Linked DNA regions of Mus musculus: regions 2 and 3 are each linked to region 1. A link is a loop called in an ENCODE intact Hi-C map of the cell type or tissue named here. Cell type or tissue: heart. All regions are shown on one strand. Links, peaks and the distances in the headings refer to the core of each region. The heading gives the core; the rest is flanking DNA.

The links. Hi-C counts contacts between places; a loop is a spot of excess contacts. Peaks named below come from ENCODE experiments on the same cell type or tissue, not always from the same donor. Only the 100,000 strongest peaks of a DNase experiment are listed, where the experiment ranks them.
Region 2: a loop joins it to region 1, with 6 times the contacts of the local background. A loop is called at or near these places in 37 of 42 quality-filtered maps.
Region 3: a loop joins it to region 1, with 2.5 times the contacts of the local background. A loop is called at or near these places in 11 of 42 quality-filtered maps.

The regions. Positions count from the first base shown.
Region 1 is chr1:166,150,088-166,157,876 of GRCm38, forward strand. It overlaps Gpa33 (glycoprotein A33 (transmembrane)), which reads left to right. Exons shown (of 7, transcript NM_021610.2): 3 at 2,481-2,697; 4 at 7,426-7,581. Among named protein-coding and RNA genes, the nearest start is that of Gpa33, 24 kb to the left of the region's middle. In heart, for the core only: a CTCF peak has its summit at 3,489 (motif pointing left); DNase peaks (open chromatin) are centred at 3,504 and 4,294; H3K4me3 peaks cover 765 bases; H3K27me3 peaks cover 1,340 bases.
Region 2 is chr1:165,776,494-165,784,282 of GRCm38, forward strand. It overlaps a transcript of Cd247 not described here. Among named protein-coding and RNA genes, the nearest start is that of Cd247, 8.3 kb to the right of the region's middle. In heart, for the core only: CTCF peaks have their summits at 3,511 and 4,179; a DNase peak (open chromatin) is centred at 4,418; H3K4me3 peaks cover 1,293 bases; H3K27ac peaks cover 1,078 bases.
Region 3 is chr1:165,656,999-165,664,787 of GRCm38, forward strand. It overlaps Rcsd1 (RCSD domain containing 1), which reads right to left. Exons shown (of 7, transcript NM_178593.3): 3 at 6,568-6,657; 4 at 2,375-2,446; 5 at 501-704. Among named protein-coding and RNA genes, the nearest start is that of n-TPcgg2, 19 kb to the left of the region's middle. In heart, for the core only: a CTCF peak has its summit at 3,953 (motif pointing right); a DNase peak (open chromatin) is centred at 3,953; H3K27ac peaks cover 1,093 bases.

The sequences.
Region 1 (7,789 bases), core at 1,642-5,641:
CGTCTTATGATCCTCTTGAAAAACCCACAAAGTGGGGGAGGGGTCAAGGCCACCATGCAAATGATATGGTAATGAAGCTGGGGGTTTTGAAGGAGCCACCCCTTTTATAGGTGTGCGTGGATGATAATGAGAAAGTGCGCTGGTGCCTTCATCTCTGATACAGCAGGGAGAGCTAACTGCATCTCCCAGTGTGTTTAACCACAAAGGGCAATCTAACCACGGGAGACACAGCTACCATGACATCGTATGGTTTCCTTGTTATCTCTTGCCTAACTCCTTACCTGTCTAGTTACAGTGACATTCAGCTGTCCCATATGGCCATGGGTGTTCCGCTTCAGGCGTCCTGCACATAAACAGAACACAAACTTTTTGTCTAAAGCACTCTCCTCGTGTCTTAACTCTGTTGGGAAGGATACCGGCAAACATTCGTGCCTAAGCCCTAAATCTGGGACTAGCTGCTCTCTAACTCTGCATCTTGGTCCCACAATTTCATGTGTCCCCCGTTTTCTTGCCCCTCCAACTCATTTTTGTCTCTGTGTGTTGCCACAACCCGATTTGACAATAATCATGGTTTTTCACTCTTTTTCTTTTTCTAAGTTAAAGACTTCATTTAATTATTTATCAGGGTGAGTATGTAGAAGTAAGATGGCAGCTTTCCCTCTTTCCTGGGACTTGAACTCAGATTGTCAGGTTTGGTGGCAAGTGTCTTTACCCACTGAGCCATCTCTCCAGCCCCTCCTGGTTACCTCTTAACTTGTCCCTTTTCATCTGTGCTCTGGAAAAAGAGCTAACCCCCAAAATACAGAATTCTGGAGTCAGGGATGCTGCTGGACAGTAGAGTTCTTGCCTCGCATGTGGAAGGACCGAGCGAGGTTCGCTCCACAGTCTCAAGCATCAGCAAAAGGCAAAGTACGTTATTGCTTTGGAGGTGAACTGTGAACTACTTAGTGTTGCAGAGTGTCTCAGATGTGACTCGGTAGAATCTGCAGCGTTCAGGCTCTGAGCCAGAGTTGCCAAGATCATCTCAGCCCTGCTAGTCACTTAAACATGTCAACTTGGAGAACATACTTAATCTGCCTCGTGGTATCCCTGTTTCCTCCCGTGTAAAATGGTGGGTGTGATCATAAGGTCTACTGCATACGAGTGTGTGGGTTAGATGCGATAACAAGTATCCAGTCCTTGGAACAGTGCGCAGCATAATGACATACATATCGTAAATAGTAGTTATGGCCTTTATTGTCCAAGCTCGGCTCTCGCCAATCTGTCACTACTCACACTGTGCCCCTTGGGGTTGTCACTGCCGATTTCTGCTGTTTGTTTTTTTTTCCTTTGCCTCCAATGTCTAACATATCACACACGCTGCTCCAGCCTTCTAGCTTTTTATGCGATTAATGCACAGCTGCCTTTCGAGATTCAAAGCAGCTATCAGCCTTCGTAGGAATCGTCCCCCAAGTGGCCAGTCTATGTTATAATCATGAGATACCCTGGTTGCTTGGTTTCAAACTCACTTTTGAGGGAAGAACTCACGGGTTGTATGCCCTGGACATGGTGGACCGACATAATGGCTAGTCACGGTAGAAACAACGCCAGGCAGACCCCAACTGCTCTGCCTGTATTATCAGCTTTAGCTCTCAGCACAATCTTAGGAGATGTATTATCATCAACATCTCCATTTTGTAGTGAGAAAAGAGAGTCTCAGAGCGGCCAAGGCCATTCAGCTAGCAGCAGGGTGAGGATTTGACTGAGGCAGCCTGGTCTGTGCCTGTGGTCTAAGCTGTTAATGTGCTGCCTCGTCAACACCAACGAATAAATAAATAAACAACTTCCAAGGGCAATAGTCAGAACCAAGTGAGCTGGAACTCAGTGGTTAACTAGTGTGGTACCTGGCTTATGGTGGTGCACTGTGGGTGTTGGATGAAGGAAGGGATGGGTGAGAATAAACCATGGGCTGAGAGGGAACCAAGGAGAGAGAGGCTGGTCACAAATGTGAGTGCTGGGATCCGAGCCAGCCTCATTTACACACCGGTATTCCAGGGTGTGTGCTTCTGTGCACACTGGTCTCCCAGGGTGTGTGCCTCGGTGCTGTTTTGTGCTTTTCCTTTGAGTCAGTGTGTCATGCCTCCCAGATTGGCTTAGAACTTGCTACATAGCCAAGGACGACTTTGAACTTTTCCCTCCCTTCACCTCTGGAATGCTGGGATGATCGGCACGCGCCGCAACACCAAGTTTACACGGCACTGGGATCAAATCCAGGCCTTTACGTGTGGTAGGCAAGTACTACCAGCTAAACTACAACCCCAGTCCCTAAAGCTCAAAAGCAAATCTTTAAAAGTCTAAAGTTATCTAGCTAGATAACAAGAGGAATCTACCAGCAGGTACTGCCCTTCTGTTTGACATGTTGTTGGTTTGCTCTGGGGGACGAAGATTGAGTCAGGGCAGGTCTACACCAGGTCCTGACAGACATTTCCTCTTTCTCTCAGGAAAGAGTGGTCACCTGGAATTTTGTGACAAAGAAATACATCTATGGGAACCGTTATGAGAATCGAGTGAGAGTATCTAACGATGCTGAGTTGTCAAATGCCTCTATCACCATCGACCAGCTGACCATGGACGACAATGGCACCTACGAGTGCTCCGTGTCACTGATGTCGGACCAGGATGTCAACGCCAAGTCTCGAGTCCGCCTCTTGGTCCTTGGTGAGTGTCTCTGTCTTTTCCTGTGGGAGGAGGGTGGGCAGAGAGGCGCTGTCAGCAGCAGAGCCATGGTTCTGTCTCTCCCTCTGTCTCTCAAATGCTCTCCGGGGGTTCTCGGTGGCTAGCAGGGTGTTTCTGAGGGCAGAGGTGTGGCTTTGGAGTCACCCCTTGCTCCCGTTGCTCGTTGCCCTCCATACCAACTCTTCTTTCCCCTTCCAAACTCATTACTGAAAAGAAGTGAAGGGGATCCCCCAAGCAATACACGGGTTCTCATCTTGTGTGGCACTCACAGGGCCAATCGTGACCCCCATAGGTGACTCTTTCCCTGCTCTCAACTCTGTTCCACACCAGTTTTTCCACCCTTCCTCTAACAAAGGCACAGTCGCCAACCAATGGGAAGTATGTCCCAGGATAGCATCCTTTTCACAGGAGAATTTGTTGGAATTTATAGTTTTGGAGAGGCGAGGAAACTCATCTGCTTTAATTTCTGAGTAGGTGAGGCCCACAGGAAGTAATTGCCTCAAACCAGTTACTGGGATTGCTTTAATGAGAATCTAGTCTATGTGCAGTGTGAGCAAGGCCCCACTTCTGGGAGGTAGCATCTCTGTGCATCAAAACAGAGGATCCTTTTTCCTCTTTTTCCTTTACACTACTTGGCAGAAGCTCTTTTAAATTGTATGTGGTAGTTGTTGGACTCATAGAAAGCCTTATAGCGTGTCAGACTACACTGCGGTTATCAACTAATGCTGCCTAAAGAATAGGCAAGACCTCTTCCACCCCGCCACCATGTGGCAACCAGTGGTAATGCAGGCAGGCGTCTTAGACTTCGCCCGGCGTTCTCCCAACGCACACCACACACTCAGACACTTTGCTCTTTCCTGTGAAGACGTGAGATATTATAAAGCACTTAGCAAGTTGCTTCTTGACAGCGCACCGTGAACACCTCAGGTTTCAACGCTTTTTTTTAGCTCTTGTTTGAACAAGCAATACTACAATATACCCCTTTATCTCACTTTGTGTAGAGGTATGAATAAAAATCATAAGTTATATATACATATGAGGATTATATATACACAGACTTGTATAACATTTGGGTTCTTTAAATACCTGGCCTGCCTTTTTTGACAGAGGATTTCAAACAAATGGCAAGAATCGGTGTAAATCTGAAACCTGATTCTGCTGGTCCTCCAACCAAACTCCGGCCCGTACATCAAGGACCACCTACTTTTAAAGACAATCAGATTAACCCGAAGAGTTAAGGCTACACGTTTAATATGAGAGTATGGAATTCGTTGAAACTAACCTCTTGCTTTAAAAAAAATTACATGTTAATAAACCCAGCAATATTCTTTGTGAAAAGTTTTCTTTCTCGGTGTCTATATAACTAGATAATTTTTACAAGAGAATGACTTTAATTATACGGGGCGGCTCATTCTGGGGAGGCTAGCAGGAAACTCCGACCTTAGCCCCGGGGAGCTAGCCTTGTCTAGCTCACCTGCAGGAAGCCCCTAAGTCAGAAGACTCAGCAGCCTGTGCGGCAGGTGTTAAATCCTTGTCCTGGCCTCTGGCGCCCCCTGACGTCTTCAAAGGGAACAGACGGCATCTGAGAGGCTTTGAAGCCTAACACATCCCCTCCCACCCTCCATGGCCTCTCCCTCAGTAATTACTCAGGTAACCTTCTGTTTGTAAAACAGGCCACGTGAGAACAAGACCCTCTCCCTTGTGAGTTTCTGCTCCCTCGCCAGTCCTCTTGGCTCCCGCCCGCGGGCTCTTTAAACTAGATCTAACTCGAGATCCCGGCTGTTTGTGATTGGGGCGCTGAAGATCTGGAGAGAGAGGGCCCGGGTGTGCCTGGCACAGGGCCCGCAGGAAGTTTAGAGCCTGTGGTCAAGGGCCTGGAGCGAAAGATCTCGACTCAGTCCTCTTGAAAGCATATCTCTCTTGCTGGCCATCACCCTGGCGGGCAGTTTCTGGAGTTCCTGTTCAGACCACACCCAAGGAGTGGATGAAGCAGGTGCTAGTTTTCCAAACAGGCGCCTTTGCCTTTTACGCCTCAGCAGTTGGTCTCTGGCACTTTCCTTCCCACTTCTGTCTGTATCCGACAACTCCACCCCGCCCCGACCAACCAACCAACCAACCAACCAACCAACCAACCAACCAACCAAAAACTAGCTTGGGGGGTGGGTGGTGTCCCTCTGCTATTCCACCACTTAGTCTAATGAGTGTATGGGAGTTTGCCGCTGCGCCTCCTGCTAAAGGCATGCCTGAGAGTGAGGTTGGCTAGGTAAGGGCCCTGCAAGGTTCTGGTGTGCGGCCCAGGAGGGAGAGAGAACCACAGCAGGAAGGAATGCTCAGAGGGTAGGTTCGCCTCCCCTTCACCGCCAGTCTCAGGTCTGCTAACTCCCGGGCGGGCGGGCAGGATGCTGCAGGAGCCTAAGTAGCCAACCTCTGGCAGGTGTTCTGCTCACCTGCTCCTGCAGGCTGGCCTTTGATCCTCAGGAGCTAGGGTTTTGTTTGGCGATTCGGGAGTGCCTCTAATGTGTCCCCGTGGTTGGTGGTTACCATCCGCCCCATACCTGGCTGGCCCAGCTGTGTCAGCAGATGCAAGGCACTCTTAATAATAGCCTGCTTATTTCCAAGAAGAAATTATGCAGCTGCTGGAGTGGAAGAGAGGAGTCGGGGACAATTCCTCTGACAACTTCCAGGTGGGTTAAGACTGGCATTAACCCTCAAGATGGGTGACCATGTGCCTGAACTGGGCATGCAAGCCATCCAAAATGGCATGTGACAAAGGTAGAAGGGTCGGAGGACCTCAGAGACAACTTCCTCCACCAAGTGCTCTCCCTTCCTCGCCCCTAACGATGCTTCCTGGAGTCTCATGGATTCTTCCTGCTTCTTGCCTCTGAGCCTTTGCACATGTTGTTCCTCTGTTCGGCATGCTTGTCTCTGCTCTAATTCCTGTCACCTCCTTCACCATGGTGACCTTCAGGCCACAGCCCAGAATTATGCATTGGGTCATGGTTCTCTGGCCCAGAAGTCCCATCTCCTGCTCTGCCATTGTTTCGTTGTCTTCTGTACCCCCACTAGATTCCTTGACTGACTCAGAGTGCCACCATAGTACCCAGAACTGTTAGGCAGAACCTAATAACGTCTACAGAGCCACCCACTCCACCCAACGTGACATTGACAAGGTTGAGGAAAAGTCACAGGCTTGGAGTCTCAAGAAGCTAGTGCGGATGCTTTGCAGTGGCTGCTGGGATTTATAAACCCCTGCCTTTGGTATTCCTTGGTCACCTCTGCCCACTCCCATGTCTTCAGTCACATTCTTCACCCAGTGGGGAAGCTCTGCACTACCTGGGGTCCCGTTGATTGCATTTTTAATAAAATAAATAATAAAAGAAAATTAACTATAAATTATAAATAAATATTGTAAACAAATATATTATAAATAAATTATAAATTACAAATAAATTAATAAAATAAATAAAAATAAAATGCAAAGTAGGGGAGAGGGCAATGGTGGATCCACAGAGAACAGTCCCAAGAAGCAGAGGGATACAGAGATCGTCTAGCCTAGGGTGAGGAACCCAGGCTGGCGTCAGCCCACAACCTGCCTGCCCTATGGTTCCAAGGCATTATTAAAACCAGAAGGGAGGGAGGAGCTGTCCAGGGGGAGTGACTCGGATGGGGGTGGGGTGGGGGAGAAACCATGATCAATATACATTGCATACATGTATGAAGATTTCAAAGAATAAAAATATATTCTACATGCCTCCAAAAGAAAAAAAACAGCATTGGAAATAATATACCTATAAATCCCATATGGCCTCCTACAGGGGCTTGCTGTCCCCTGACTTTACAGATCAGGAACACGGGGACCCTGGCTGAGTTAGGAGCAGAAAGAGCTCACCTGGGACAATAGAGCAAACACTGGGTCTGGAGTCAGGAAACCTTGGTTCTAGTCCCACATCTCCCAGAGCCCAAGAACAAGTGTCCCTTCTGTCTGTGTGCTCCAGTGGCCCCCATCTGTATAACAGCTACGTTGATCATGTTCAAACACCCAAGAGTTCATAGAACACAAGAAGCCACTATCAACCAGCCCGTGGTGACTCTTTCCCTGGGGAGATTCAAACAAACTCTTTAGGACACAAAAGACAAACCGAAGTGTTTCTATGGAAGCTCAGCCTGGAGAACTCCCAGTGTTTATATGCAAAGCTTAGGCGAGCCCACCACAAGCCACGGTGCTTGAATCTCATCTCAGTGTGGACAAATTTCCATCGCTGTATAGATGGACAACTCCCACTTCAAATGCATCCCACACTCCGTGTACTTCAGCATCTTCTGAGACAAGACCAGGAACAGTTAGAACATGATTACTTACAAATGGCCAATTGGTATATGACAGAGTGGCTGGCATCTCAGGTGAGAGACTTCAATACCCTCCCCAGCAGCAGCCAGTGAGACCAGCCTTGAAAGTCTCTGATAGGTCCTCACAGGTTTTCTGATGAAGTTGCTACTGTTAGGCTGGGAGGAGCTGCTGTGTAGCACAGCCTGTGGGGCCGCCTCTTAGAGAGGGTGCTATGACAGCAGGTATTTGGGGATGAATTAGCTTTATAATATTAAATCTCTCTCTCTCTCTCTCTCTTCCTCCATAGATTGAGAGATATCGGGATGGGTAGTATCTGTCTCCAGGCGACTCAGGTCTCTCTTTGTGGTCCCTTTCTTTCACAGTTCCACCCTCCAAGCCAGACTGCAGCATCCAAGGGGAGATGGTGATCGGGAACAACATCCAGCTGACATGCCACTCTGCAGAGGGCTCTCCGAGCCCACAATACAGCTGGAAGAGTTACAACGCCCAGAACCAGCAGCGGCCCCTCACCCAGCCAGGTGAGGGGGCAGCAGGAAGGCCGTGTATCCCACATAACGGGGCACTTGACTGCGTGGGGTTGCTAGAGAGACAAAGGCTGACCAACCAGTCCTACTAACACAGCCCCGCCCTTGAGCTACCTCGGACCGTCCCTCCGAGTATTGGTTTTCCATACAAAAGCCTGTACACCCCACTTCACAGCTGTCAAGGACAGCAGTGGTTCCCAGA
Region 2 (7,789 bases), core at 1,961-5,960, 370 kb before region 1:
TGATAAGTTTAGAAAAGAATATGAAGCAATCGTTTTTTTCCCTTTGTGTTGTAGGGTGCATACATGATAGAGAGAGGGGGAAAGGAAAGGGTACATAGGGGGAGAAGGAAGGGAGAGAGAGAGAGAGAGAGAGAGAGAGAGAGAGAGAATCAAGACCCGATGCCTACAGTTACCCTAGCTGCTAGCATTTTGTAGTTCTTCCCAATCTTTGATGACTTGCTTAAATGTGGTCAGGATTGCTGGGTACTGAGGCTGAGTGCTAGGGCTTCGCCTCCATCTTGAGTTCCTTATGTTCCTAGGAGTTGTTTGCGAGGATAATTGAGTAAAAAGGCAAAGGACCTATGTGACCTGAGGAGAAGCCACAGTAGTCAAGGGTAACAGAGTAGCTGCGGAATCTTCCTCATCCCCTGGCTACAAAATAACCATCTGCTTGGGGGTGGGGCTGGGGGTGGGGTAGGGAGGGTGCTGCTGTGCCGCCGTGCTGGGACTCTGTTGCTATCACAGGGTCTCAAATCAAAGCAATTTAAACAAAGTGGAGGAGTTTGCTCTTCCTAAAATAAAACAGTCCTTCTGAACACCCTCTTCTCAGCCCTGCTTACCTCTTCCTTAGTTTTATCTGCAGCCAGCAATTCTAACAAAGAAGATGGTGCTTGCTCAAGTCCGGACTTACTCATTCCTGAATATGAAGTAGGTCTGGAAGTGCGGTGCCCTCAGTGACTGAGCCCAGGTCCTGTGTCTCATTGTCCTTTCCAGAAGATGGGGGTGCAGCGCTCTGCCCTGGGAATCACGGGGACTTGGAGAGTTTTGAAGGGTACTCCTGAGAGGAGTCATGATAACTGATGGGTCAGACTGAACAAGCAAAGGCTGATGGGGATCGCCACCCTAGTTTCCTTGTCTTCCTCTCCTTACTTTCTAAACATTTAGGTTATAGAATTTCCAAGAATGTTGCAGATTGCTTTTAGAGATTGATATCAACTAACAGCTCCAAGACGTCACATTGCTTATTCCGTGCAGAATCTAGCAGGGAAAAGCACTACGGCATTATTTAAATCAGTGAGTTTAGGTTCTAACATATAAAATAGTAGTTTGGGCCAATGAAATGACGTCAGTGCACTTGGTGCTAAGCCTGATGACCTGAATTTAATCCCTGGGACCCTTATGTTGGCACAAAAACTGTCCTGTGCCCACCATGCACCATGACATTCATATACAATGCATTCATTAAATAAATATATTAAAAGTTCTTAAGGTGTTCTGCCAGCTGTTTTTCTTCTTTGTGAATTGTCAGCTTATGCTAGTTGTTCAGTGGTCCTGAGAATCACTTTAATTTCCCTCCTGGTGGCTCTCGGGGTGGGACCCAGGGTCCTTCTCATCCAAGTATACACCCTTCCACCCAGCCCTTGGGGATAATTTTTAAAAATTGATTTTAGTGAATATTATGTATTTATTTCAGTAAATAATTTTTGTTGTCGACACCTGGTAAGAACTGTTTTCCCTTTAAATTGTTTTTAATATCAGTAGATTTAAATTTTTCCACAAAGGAAATTTACATAATTGAATATTTCCCTCTTAACATATTTATTTTTCTTGAAATTTATTTCTTTGCCTTTGAGAACTTTGGTAAATGCTAGTTTGGGCTTTCTTCCATTTTTCTGTTTTTTTCACCCTCAATTCTTCAATCTGCCTGGAATGCGCTTTGTGTAGAATGTTCTTCTCTTTCTTCATGGCAATCCCAACTCATATTTAGCTTTTTTAATTGATGTGTGAGCCCGAATCTACACACAGATCTCTCCACAGCAGGGACAGACATTTAAGTTAGGCTTCCCCATTAAACTTGTTTGCAATCTGTGGGCAGTCTAGTCCAGAGACCCTCTGTAATCTGCAGCTTAGGCCTTTAGCACTAATATTAACCAAAATCTCATAGATTCTCATAGACTCAAACTCTGGAGGGTGTTTATAATATGCACTCACTTTACTTAGCTGAAGTCTCCAGTCCTTCCACAATAAACTCTTAGTTGGCTTTCTTGGCATCTATCCTATGTGTGTGTGGTGGCATGCACACAGACACACAGATAAACACCTATCTGTCTGTCTATCTATCTGTCTGTCTATCTATCTATCTATCTATCTATCTATCTATCTATCTATATCACATACACATGCAAGCACACATACACTAAATGCAATTTTAAAAAAATAAAAGAGAAATATTTGGTGGATGATTGCAGGGCAATTGAACAAATCAGTTTCTTCTGAGAGTGGTAGTCCAACATGTTATATCTATGTACTGAGGTCAGTTAGCACACACTCCTTATTTGGTCACCAAGGGTCATCTGTTAATGGTCTGCATACCCTGGATTCATCTTTGCCTGATTTTGATCAAGCTGCCATAGACAGAAACATATTTCTAGCCATTTTAAAAACTGGAAGTCCCATCTAAAACCACACAGGCACTCTGGACTGACAGAGTCTGTGTTGGGTGGACATTTCCTATGCTGCATGCTTTTGAACCTGTGCATAGAATCCTAGAGAAGTCCAATAAGACAGGGGAGCCTTGGGCCGAGGGAGGAAGGTCCTCACATAGGGCCATGGTGGGGCCCGTGAAACAGCTTAGCAGGGCATAGCTCACCTAAGGTTAGGAACATAGACTGCAGGAGCCCCAATTCTTGACCAGATCTGGGCAGACGACATGTTGTCTTGAATCTGTCTCTTTATTTCTTTGAGCTATGTTGGTACATCTGTAAAGGACAATACTTCATAGGACAAGGAACAAATTAGCAAAACTCAAATCATTTTGCACCCTGCCTGCAGTTGGTTGCTCTTAGGGATAACAGAGAAGAAACCATCATGCATTGGGAGTCCCAACAGCATCCTCTCTGTGAGCCTTCCGAAGGCAGCCTTGCAGAAGGAGAGTTAATTTCAAAGTCAAGTGTTCTGGCTCTGCCATGGGCCTAGGTTCAAATGCTGGTTTCAGCCTTAGCTGGGTGGTTCTCATTGAACAAGTGCCATCTGATGAGGGAGCAACCGAGTTTTCAGCCACCAAATGGAGGATAATACAATCCCTTCCTCCTTATTTGTAGAAAGAATCCAAGTTACCCAGCACACTGAAGGCTGAGGCAGAAGAATCGTGGGTTCAGGGTCAGCCTGGTCTACATAGTGAGAGCCTTCCTTAAAATAGTTTATTTTTCTAAACTAACACATAAAAAACACATAGGAGGCTACCTTAGAGAGTGAACACTCAGTAAATACTAGATAGGCAAGTCCTGTTTCTTTACTTCATATGCCAATTGATAATGTTAGTACTTTTTGAAGTAAGAGTCACAGCTTCAATGCATTTAATTTTATGCGTGGTGCTCTTTTTCTAAGTCTAGTTACAAGACCAAGAAACAGGTGAGGCACACGTGATTTTTTGATTTTTTTTTTTTAATTTTATGGAAGAGGTTAGTTACCCAAAGAGCTGGTTTGAGGTTGTCCTCACATTTCCGTATCAGATCCTATAGTTTTGATTCAAGAATGCAACGCTAGAGGTCCCTGTGGATCCTTTAAAGAAATGCATTGCCTCGTGTTTTGTTTTTAAAGGTTTGTAGTGTGGAAGGAAAACACACACACACAGGGAGGGCCATGTGTTTAAAAAAGCTAGGTTTTCACAAATAGGTCTTTGACATCTTTGATGGTGTGTGTGTGTGTGTGTGTGTGTGTGTGTGTGTGTGTGTGTGTTGTGTTGCGGGAGGGCAGGGGGAGATAAGTCCTGTGAGCTCTGAAGCCAGACTGTGTTCAAATCTCAACCCAATCGCTTAGCCTGAGATCACCAGGGTTAAGTCCAGGATTGGGCTAGATAATGACTTTTGTTCAGTTGTCAATCAGGTTGTGAATGGCCTGAAGTCCTTACACAGAATGTAAGACCAGCGCAGAACCTTGGAACCCGACATCTAGGAAGTGATGCGGTAGCCGTGGGAGAGTTCCAACTGTTGTGTGTGCTTTGGTGACACGCACCCTCACTGTGAGTACTATGGAAGAGGAGCCTATAGAGACTCGGTCTGGGATTCCGGGGTCTGACTTGAGAGGCTAGACTGCCAACCCTAGAGCGTGGGGGAGGGAGGGGGCGGCAAAAAAACAAAAAACAAAAAAACAAAAAACAAAAAACTTGGGAGCTGCAGTTTGACATGATGGCCGCTGGAGGTCGCTGTGGAGCCGCGCGCAGGTGCTAACTGGGGCGGCCCTTCGACCCCCTCTCCCCAGGATGGGAGAAGTTAGTCCTATCGCTAGCAGTCTCTCTGCTCTGCTGGAGTTGGGTCCCTCTTAGCGACATCTTTCCGTCCCTTTAAGGAAATGACCATCCTAAGGAAAGGCCAAGTGTATCTAGCAGTATCCAGAAGTGGAGCTCTGGGATTATTGGCAGAGCAAGCGATCTCTGCTGGGGACCTGTTTGTGCGGCTCTCCAGGAGGCAAGGCTGGCTCAGCAAGGACTTCTAGCAGCCTCCTCACACCGCACGGGTGAGCGGATCTAGTCTCCCTTTTGGGGATTGAAAAAAAAAGTGACGCACGCGAAGTAAAAAACTCTCCAGCGTCATGGGATTGGGTAGAACCTTCAGACTCTGTGCTTGATTCTCCATGCAGGAAGTTCACCCGGTGGCTCAGGTCAAGGAAGGTGCCAGCTGATGGCAGTGAACCGGCCAAGAAAAATTATCCTCAGATACAGGGTCCAACCCGAAACCAGTTTGTGGAGGCCAGAGACTTCAGCCCCTTCAGGGGACACGCAGAGGCCTGTAGAGGGAGAGTGAGTTTCTTGGTTTGTTTTGTTCAAAGTCACACAGTAAGTAACGGATGAGGCTGGGACCAGATCCCATCTCTCTTAAAACCAATAGGTCTGTGGCACTAGCCGAGGGTAAGACCTTCTGGGAGAATCAGAACTGAGCATGAAAACAAAGCCAGGCCAGAGGTGGGGAACTGAAGAGATCCCCTCCTCGCAAGATGTGGTAACTGGTTCCTCAGGTTCCCCGGGGTCTCAGGCTTAGAGTTTTCTCATCTCAATGACTTCTCCTTTGCTTAGCTACCTCTGAGCTTCTGAGGCTGAACCAGTCACTGAAGCCGGGGCTATCTGTTCATAAGGAAGACGAGGCAGGCACTTTGAGTCAAGAAAGAACTACAAAGAAGAGGAAGTGGACAGGTCCCTACTCCGGTGTGGTCTACGCTCCCATAGGACTTGTCCACAACCTCCTTTTTTCAGTCCCCCCCTCATCAGAGACCGTGCATGTCCGTTCTCAGCTCCCATCATTTCTAGAAGATTCTTGCCAGAGCTTCTTCGACTAAGCATTTAATAATCCCCTGGCATCCCTTTCCCAGATAGTGATGACAGTTCCGACCTCCCCTGGAGTATGTGAAGGGAGCCGACTTTCCACAGCATCCTCGGTATACAGACGTATGATGCAGAAAAACTGCCAGGAAGCAAGCTGTCCATTCTTCAATACACAGCTGCGTGGGTAAAATGGATAAAAGCTACGCAGGAAGTTGGACGTGGTCAGCAAGTTCGGGACAAAAAGCCAGTTAGTGGGGTCCTTTCTCACCCAAGCCTGCCACTCTACACCCCAAGTCTTCCCGCTACCGTGATGCACCACCACCCAGGACACGTGACTTCCGGTCTTGAGTTGGCCACTTGCCAGCTTTGGGATAGCAGGTAAAATTTCAATTTCCTTAACTATAAAATGGAACGTGCACATCCGCAATGGCTGTCTTCCTGGGTCATCTAAAAAGACTAAAGTGACAACATGTGAAAATGACATTCACATGGAAGACAGGACGGGCTGATTTCCAGTTGAAAGTGTTGGGCTGCCAATCAATCGCTCAACTTATCTCCTGATAGTCCTCGGGTGATATTATCCACAATCCTGCTTCTGTTTGCTATCTTTCACAAAGATTATTGAAGACATTTTTGTTCTATCTCTTTGTGCAATGTTCTAACATTATTTCTTCCTTTATTATGTTTATTGGTGTGTTTGGACCTTGGGTATGCTTTTCCTCCACAAGATTTCACAGATTTTTTAAAAAAATAATGTGCTTTAATTGGTCTTTTGAGAGAAGGGAGAACTAAAATTAGCTTCGGAGTAAAATGGACCCAGGTCAGTCACAGCTTCCGTGACTATGTTTTCAGTGTCTGTAACATCAAGAGCACTTCAAGTGCAAACTGCACATTCAAAGTCAGCTTTCATAAAATGGAAAAAACCCATGGAGCGGGGCCCTTAAACATGGCGCAATCCAGGCTCTGAACAGTTGCATTGAAAGTCTCCTACGCATCTTTTACTCTGCCCACCTCTGTGTTGGCTTCATCTTTGGGCAAAAGTGGCGAGCATCCTTCACTTGGTGTGCCCGGTGCTCACAAGGGGGAGAAGTTTATTTTTATTTTTTTTTTAAAGATGCACTTCTCTGGGAGACAAGATGCTATGGTCGTTTCCAAGACGGCCACAATGCAGTGTGTACAACAGTGTAGCTTTCCTGATGGCAGAAGACCTGGGCCTGGAAGAGCCAGTACTCTTGTGCTTCTCTTGGGGTCTACGGGAAAAGGAGAGATTGACTTGAGTGTGTCAGATCTAATCTCATATAAGCATTCTCCGTCCATGCAGACTTTCCTCCATGTAGCTGCGGAAGGGCAAAGCAGAGAGTGCTGTGGTCGGCTTGGGGAAACTGGCTAGGAGGTTATACTGCAAGAAGCTGCAGGCGCCCTCTGGGAGCCGAGAGCTACATCTGGACCCCATTCTTGTAAGCGTAAGAAAATTTTCTAGCCACCAGTGAGTTAGGGATAAACAGCTGGAGCTTCAGCTCCAAACAACAGCCAGGCCGGCATGCTGTGTCTGTCTGTCCTTCTGTCCTGTAACATGACAACAGCCAGGCCGGCATGCTGTGTCTGTCTGTCCGGCAGGCTGTTTCTGTCCTTCTGTCCTGTAACATGACAACAGCCAGGCCGGCATGCTGTGTCTGTCTGTCCTTCTGTCCTGTAACATGACAACAGCCAGGCCGGCATGCTGTGTCTGTCTGTCCGGCATGCTGCGTCTGTCCTTCTGCCCTGGAACATGGTAAAGTTATGTCTGCACTGTTTCAGGACACTACGTTTGTGATAATTCATTATGTGGCGATAGAAAGCTTATTCAATGTCCAAAATTCCCAATACATGAATTAGAATCACTTGGCTGCCAGTAACAGAAATTGAGTTTGGGGTGGGGAGAGAAGCAGTTTTTCTAGAACAGCATCTACAGTAGACACAGACCACAGAACACAGAATGGATCCAAGTAGGACAAACGACTTAGAGATATTTCTGGGCTTGATTCCACTCTTAAGACCTGATTTATTTTTGTTTGGCTTTATTTATTTATTTATTATTTATTATTATTTTGGAGATAGATTTGTACCCTGGGCTAGTCTCAGACTTACTCTGTAGCCAGGGATGATCATGCAATCAGAAGCCAAGTGCTGTGTTTGCAGGCCTCTGACACTGTATACAGCCGCTCTTAAAGCCTCAGTAAACAGGCACTGGGAAGATGGCTTAGTGTTCAGGGGAACTTATTGCCCTTCCACGGATTCGCGTTCAGTTCCCAGCACCCATATCAAGCTGCTCACAACCACTTCTACCTCCAGTTTTAGAGGGTCAGCTTTGGGGTGGGGGTGTTCAATGCCTCTGGCTTCTTCAGACAAGCACCATAAACATATGTACACCACCCTTCCCTCTACACACATATGCACAAAATTAAAGAAATCTCTTTAAATCTTCTAGGGAAACAGCAGTTGAGTTGTCTTACC
Region 3 (7,789 bases), core at 1,961-5,960, 490 kb before region 1:
TCTCACGCAGGAGACAGTGGTTTCGACCCCGAGGCTTGGAAGCTAGGGGTTTTTATAGAAAAGGGGTGGGGCTGGGGGAGGAATTGGCGAGGTTTTACATGATTGGTCCATTTAAACATCAACAGACTGTCAGAAGGGCGGGAGATAGGGAGGCACTAGGCCAGTCAGGACATGTAATGACGGGCCTGCCCGGGCATGTCCTGGCCTGTTCTGCTATGTTCTTAGCCCCAGGTTTCAAAGCTCACAAACAACTCTTTGGGCTATTTGACATAAATTACATGAATAACATGTCTCAAGTTTTATTTCCTTTCAAGCGCATCCCTGCAGCTGGCATTGTGAGACAGCAGACCCCTGCAGCTAACAGCTGACCAATAGTGAGCTTCATGTTCTGTGATGATGGCCCCCAAACCCTGTAGGTGATGTCTTTTTTACAATAGTCGAAAGTTTGAACACTTAAAAGTTTCCTCAGCACACCACAGTCCAAGCGAGCAGTAACTTACCTTATTGTAAGAGGGCAGGTGAGTTCCTTCCGGGGGCTGGTCAAAGCTCACAGGCACCTCTTCTGCCTCACTTGGGTGGGATCGGATGCCGGGGCTACTGGGTGTGGAAGGGGGACTGTGAAATGGTGATACGATGGCCTTGAGTCCGGGACTTTTGGGTGAAGCCCCAGGCAGAAGAGCTGCCGGGTCAAAGGCTAAGTTGGCCTGCCAAGAAAGGGGAGAAGATGAGGGCTTCTGCTGTGTTTGTTCACTGGCTTCACAGCTGGTTGAGGGTAGCTATCAGCAAGCTTGTGTTCATGTCCCCAACCAATCATCCGCTGTCACTTACATTGTGGCTGTTCCAGAAGCATGGCCTACCCGACACCTTGGATGCTCAGATCAGGATGAAGTGGATTCACTATTAGACACGCCCAACAAGAATGGAACTGCCCTGGCCTGGCATAGTGCTGCAAGCCTTTAATCCCAGCACTCAGAAGGCAGAGGCAGGCAGATCTCCATGGGTTTGAGGTCAGTCTGGGAAGTCTAGGCCAGCTGGGGCTCCATAGTGAGACCCTAACTGATGATGATGATGGTGGTAGTGGTGACAACAGAGGAGTGTCGCCACCACCCAACACCTCTCAGGCTCTTGCAGTATCTGGCACCCATGTCATCCCCCCATTAGCCAGGAGCATTTGCTGCTCATAGTATCTGCCATGTGCAGCTATTGCCTCTGCAGAGACTCTACACGGTCAGTGTTGGTCTCCTGGCACATCAGGAAGGTGGCTTAAATCACCTGAGGCTCATGGCAGGCCTCCTTGTCTCTCGAGCCTCCAGGGAGAGTTCTGTCTTTAGAGACAGCACACTGATGGACACGGCAGTCTACAGGGTGTCTGCCCTCCAGTCACCACGATACAGGTGACACCAGATGAACATGGATATAAAGGGACACCGAAGACCAAAGGGAGAGTTACTCAAAGGTAACTAAAGCCTAAGAAATCTACAGATTTGGCTGGGGAACAGGTGGCAGGCCCCAAATCAACCTTACAGATGTTAGAGCAGGAAGGTTATGGAGGGATTACGTGCGAACAGCCCAGACAGGGTGTCACGGAGCTCAGGTTGGCCTTCAACTCACTAATTAGCCTAGAATGACCCTGAACTTCTGAGCCTCCTTTGCTACCTTTAGGGTGCTGGGATCACAGGCTTGTTCCACCATGCTGATTTTTGAGGTGCTAGGAATAGAACTTTGAACTGAATTGGCCTATCTGCACACTAAGCAAGCACTCGACATCACCAGGCCACAGAGTTTTAGCGCCCTCTAGGGGCACACATCTTGCTTCTGCTCTCTGTAGTTCCAATCCCACACAATAGAATCTTTCTGATATAACTGGGCGGGTCAGACGGAGGACCTCCCAGAGAGGGGACTAGGCAAGAGAGGCAGATGGAGCACCAGAAAATCCCACATACCCAACTCCAAATACAGGATCTTTCTCTTAATAGCTGCCGTATGAGCTTTAGCAAATCTAAATACCATTTCTGGTCCTCTATTTGTCCCAACTTTTAGTCCGACCTCCACAATCTTCTATAGATGATTTCTGGTTACTCTCATGCATTGCTTGGTTAATAAATACCCCAAATCACAATATCCCCCCACCCCGCCCCCAGGCAAGACTGATGGCCTTGAGAATCTCTGAAGGACAGAACTGGATGTATAGAAAACTCACAAGCTGAGAAACAGCACTGTTAAGCCCAGGCCATACTTTTTGTTTGTGTTTTTGTTTTTAAGTACCATGTGATAACAGGAAGGAAGGGGCAGCACCATACATGTCACGTCACGTCACGTCACGTCATGTCATGTCACGGGAGTGTGTGGGAAGCAGGATGTGTTCTGCACATACCTGAAGCTTCTCGATCAGGGGTGAGCTCTTCACCTTGATTTTAGGTGGGTGGCTGGCGCCGGATGGTGATTTCTACAGGACAAACAGACCAAAATGACCAAGTGAGCTAGAGGGAGGAGGGCGGAGGGAGGAGGGAGAAGAGAGGGTGGGCTATTAAGCCATCACCGCTTTGGTGCCGTACCACTTACCTCAGGCCTAGAGGAGACAGGCCTGCTGTTCCCACCCCCTCACCTCATCACAAGGAAGACCACGAGTTTGAGCTGAGAAGTCGGGGCAGACATTCATATCACAGGAAACCTCCCATCCCAGGAAGAATGACTTCATTGTCATTAGGAGGAAAAACTACGTCTGTGGGGATCAAGGCCTTCACCTCATGGCCTTCTGCGAGGCAACTTAACAATTGGAGGGAATTTCACAGACCAAAGGCAAAATGGCCATCCACTCTCTGGTCACAAACAAAGCAATAAATCACAGGCTGGGAATGAAATCAGGCAGAGGTATTATTAAAGCCCCTCCATTGGATTAATACTTTGGAAAATTCCACCAACAGCGTGGTTCATATGCCAGAATTTCCCCCAACACTGAATATTCATATAAACAGGCCGATGTGTGTGTTAAGTATCTACCAATCCCACCACGGATTGTGTTAGTTATATGAGGATGAAGGTGATTTAGTTTCTTCCCATAACTAACAGTCAGAGGCTGCTCTCTCTACTATGTATACTCTGCTAATTACTTTTGTGATCAGTGCACACCAGGAATCATTCCTGCTTCCAGATTACATATTTATAAATATGTATAATTCCAGATTGGTGCCTGGTTTTATTCTAAATTCCCACTACAATGCAAGAAGGACAGCAGCCACGTAATGATTAAGGGAGGGTGAAGAAACGGAAAACGCCTTTCAGGTTGATAGACAAGGCCAAGCACGGGAGGGGTTTCTCCAATAGTTTGGGCCACTCCAACCCACCCCTGTCTCCATATATGAGTGTATGGAAACCATAAGAAGAGAAGTACTGCTGATCTCTGGGTAATGTTCTGAGACATCTGGTTATATTATAGTTGTAGAAGAAGAGAGACCGACTCAGCTGGTGTCGACTCCCAGTGTCGAGGGAGAGTATGCTGCAGTGGGGCAGTGGATGACTGGGACTCAGAGACCTGCCTCCTTCTGACTCTGCTTTTGGTGGGCAGATGGATGCCTGTCCTGTCAGGATGTGGTGGCTAAGGCAAAGGATGCTGAGGCCTTCCCTTCAAGCTCTGGGTTGCCATTATCGCTGTGAGTCTCCCTCGTCAGACACTTTGCTGAGGCAGTCAGTCATGGACCCTTTTGTTTCTAGTGAGTGTCAAGATCCTCCTGTCCCAACTGGGAGGTTCTTAATTTCTGGTCTTCACAAGGGAATGGTGTTTTGGAAGTTTCAGCTTTAGAAACTACAGCAAAAATTTTGCTACCAAAGTTCACTTTAGGTGATATAATTTCAGTACTAGAGACCTAGCAGATGTCGGACTGCGGACCCTGTACTGATTTGACTACAAAACAGAATGAAGCCCCGTACAACTGCCAATGTAATTCACACCATGGACAGCAGATGGCAACATTTAGTTGATAATTTAATCACAGGCATCAGGCCAGTGGTGGGACTAAGTCAGTCAGTGGAGATGAACCAACGTGGTGTTCATACATTTTTATGTTTATGTGTATTGCTATACCATCCCAATAATGTATTATGATATAAGTTGTTGATCTGATAGTTTTGGATGGAGTGGTGTTCATGTCCTTTCAACACCCTGTCATTTGGTTTTCCCAGGTAAGGTAACTTGTCATTTTGCCTGTAGTCTGTAGGTGAAATTCTGGGGCTGACTCCACATCTCAGACACAGAATATATAGGAGTCCCAGCCATCCTACCCACCCCCATGTGTGAGCAACGTCTGTGCCTGTGGGATGTAGGTGCTCCTGTAGGCTGCACACACTACAAAGGCTTGTAACACCTCCATTTAGTCCTGCCAGGCAGGTGAACTGCACCCTCTTTCTGACAGAGGTCTCATTGTGACATCCTGGCCTGGAGCTTGCTATGTAGACCAGTCTGGTCTTGAATTAGCAATCCTCCGAAGTGCTGGCATCACTGTTGTGGTTCGTGATGCCCTACTCTGTAAATTTCAAGGCAAAAAGAAAGTGACTAACCCTGGGGGCAATGTTGTCATGAACACACAGCATCTCACTCCAGAATGGATTTTCAATCTAAAACCATTCTATCCCTTGGCCATTCCTCGAGTTTAACTTTTCAAGGAAAGCTCTAAATTTCTATTCTCATAAAGTCCCTGAAATGAAGTTGTATACTCTAGTCACTACAAACCCGACCCACTGCATCTGTTTTCGTTCCCATGAGCATCGCTTCTGCATCCCCCGCCCCCTCCACTGATGTTCTCGTTCTCATTTTACAAATAAGGTATTAGTGTGGAGCAATGAGTCCTCTTGGGGCAAGCCTAGGTTATCAGGGGACAGCTCAGATGGCCGCAGCCACAGCCCATTATACCACAGCAGAGGTGCCAAGCTCAGCAGGGAAGAGCTGCTAGGAGAAGTTGACCCTCAGTAAAGAGAAGTTGCTGGTCATAGCTTTGTCTGGGAACCCCATGAAGTCACAGCACCATGATGACAGCACTGGTGGGGACCCAACAAAAACACAGAGTTTCTTAAACTCAGCCCCTGGGATTTCTCACCTCACAAGACTACCCTTGTTCAGTGGAGGGGAAGTTATTCCCAGAGCAGGTGGACCCAGGACTCCGCACCTACTCAACGGGGGGGTAGCTGTGACTTCTCGGCCCTTTAAATGTTTCAGAATTTATTTTGGCTGAAAAAAAAAACCTTATGTGTACAGGTGCTTTGCCTGCATGTAACTCTGTGCACCGATGTCCAGAGAGGTTAAACGAAGACATCAGATTCCTTGGCACTGGAGTAACAGAACCCAGGTCCTCTGAAACAGCAGCCAGTGCTCTTAACCACTGAGCCATATCTAAGTACCAAGTTTACTGCTCTTTAATCACACTTATCTAGTATTAATTTGTTTGTTTATTGTGTGTGTGTGTATGTGTGTGTTGCACGTGTGTCACTGCATGCGTGTAGAGGTCAGAGAACACCCTTTGAGAGTGGGTTCTTTCCTTTTACCATGTGGTTACTAAAGACAGAACTCGGATTCAGGCCAATGAATGGACTTGATGGCACGTAAGCACCTTCACCTGCTGGGCCCTCTTGCTGGCCCGGGTTCTTTGCTTTTTGATGCACTTCTGCTTGTGAGCCCTGGGGCTGACAAAAGGCTCGAAAACCATTCATCTACATCAAACGTTTCACTTTGTAGGGGATAAAATGTCCCAAGTTCACAGGGGTACTCCGTGCCTTTTATGAGGATGCTGGTCCCAGAAAAGAAGGGAAGGGAAGAAGAGGGGCTAAGGTGGGACTTGGGAACTGAGCTGTTTGGCTTGTTTGCTCTATTTTGGGCTTGGCCTCTGCGGCCTGAAGACAACATGCAAATTGGTTTCTGGCAGGACCGTGACCGTGACCACAGCGAAGGTTCCCGGGCTGCTGGGTTGGGGCCTGCAGCAGCTACTCTAACAGCTACAATTAGATAAATAAGACTGGGCAGCATGAAGGCTGGGGCTCTATTACTGGCTATGATCTATAACACCAGAGCCTTCATTAGTCGGCAGCACTGGCTATTTATATCCGAGAGGCAGGAGGCCTCCTGTGTGCTCTGGGTTTCTTCCAGTGATGCAGAACAATGGCCAGCCTTTACAAAGGCTATGGAGAGGCCATGAACTTCTCCAGCACTGTAGCTCTCTGCCTCTGAGGACATGGCTTCTCTCCCCAAGGACCCTTCTACACCTCCTCTACCACCCTTAGACTTGGGGACTGAAAAATGGCTCTGGTACTTGACTGATCCCTTAAGGAGGCTTAAGGGAGAGCTAGCCTCCACAGTGAAAGACGCAGGAAGTATTAAGAGAGACTCTTTCCTGTACCGGAGGTGAAGCCACCCTTGTGGCAACGTCAAGGCCTGAAACTGTGATGCTTGCAGCTCTTTCCTGTTACAAGGAGGATGAAAACCCACCGGCAGCAGCCGTGCGCGTGCCCAGGGCGGCGGGCAGCAGCCGTGCGCATGCCCAGGGCAGCGGGCAGCAGCCGTGCTCCCAGGGCGGCACTTACCTCCTCACCGTTCTGGCCCAGCTCTACCTTGGGGGGAAACAGGGGGAGGGAGCAAGGTGGTTTCCTTCTTGTTGGCTTACTGGCTGGTGTCTAGAGGGAGAGTGACAGACGACACAGAGAGAAAAAGAGAGGCAGTGAATCAGGCAATAGGGAGGAGGAGGAAGGTGGAAACCAGTGTTAGGAATGGTTAGGGATGTCTGGGGAGGAAAGAATGGGCAGTGGGCCTGCCTGCATGTCTAAGGGACTGTCCTCCTGCTGCGCATCCGCAACCCTTGAGCCCCTCTGCCTTTCTATTCAGCAATAAGGTTCTCTTGTACTTGACCCTCACCCCCTCCAATCTGAGCCAAGCTTGCAAGATGACATCCGCATTTTGCCTTTTTGCTGAGAAGCAGAACTAGACCCTCAGATCAATGCCATCTCCTTTGCCCTTTAGTGCATTCCTCTTTAGAAATCATGGGCCACTTTTACCAGTGCAAAATCACATACCTAAAAGAACAAGGCAGCTGGGCTCCCGTGGGATCCAGGCAAACCCCTCCCCCACCTCGGGAACTCTTGCTGCCTTTGACTTTCCCAGATGCTATTTGACTCTCTCCCCCACCCCCCTATTTTGTTTTGTTTTGTTTTGTTTTTTGAGACAGGATTCATTCTCTGTGTAGCCCTGGCTATCCTGGAACTCATTCTGTAGACCGGGCCTCCAATCAGAGATCCTCCTGCCTCTGTCTCCTAAGTGTTGGGATTAAAGCTATGCACCACCCATTCCTGGCTGACCTTGAAGTCTTGGTTCTTCCTCTAACACTAGTGTGCGGCTGCTCCCCGCAGCTCACTTCTAATGGAAGCCACCCACTACACGAGACAATCCAGTACACCTGTCCGAAAGCATAACACTTATTAAATTATTAAACATTTTCTTCTTCAGCAGGATTCTTCTAGAATCTCCTAGTCCTGGGTCCCTTTTTTTTCCACATTCCTGGTTTCTTATTGAATGTGATTCCTTCGAAATTCTCAGTTCCGGATCTGATGCGGGGGGGGGGGGTGGGGGGGGTGGGGGGGGTTGGGGGGGGGTCTTGCCTATCTTCTGCTTCCTAGGCTAGAAGCAGGGGCTGGGTGTGCAGAGACTTCTTTACTCTGAACCAATCCAGGCTGGGCAAAGGGGAACACTGCCCACCTGTGTCAGTGGAAGATCAAGATGAAAGGGAATCCGTACTGTCTGGCTGTCACCCCT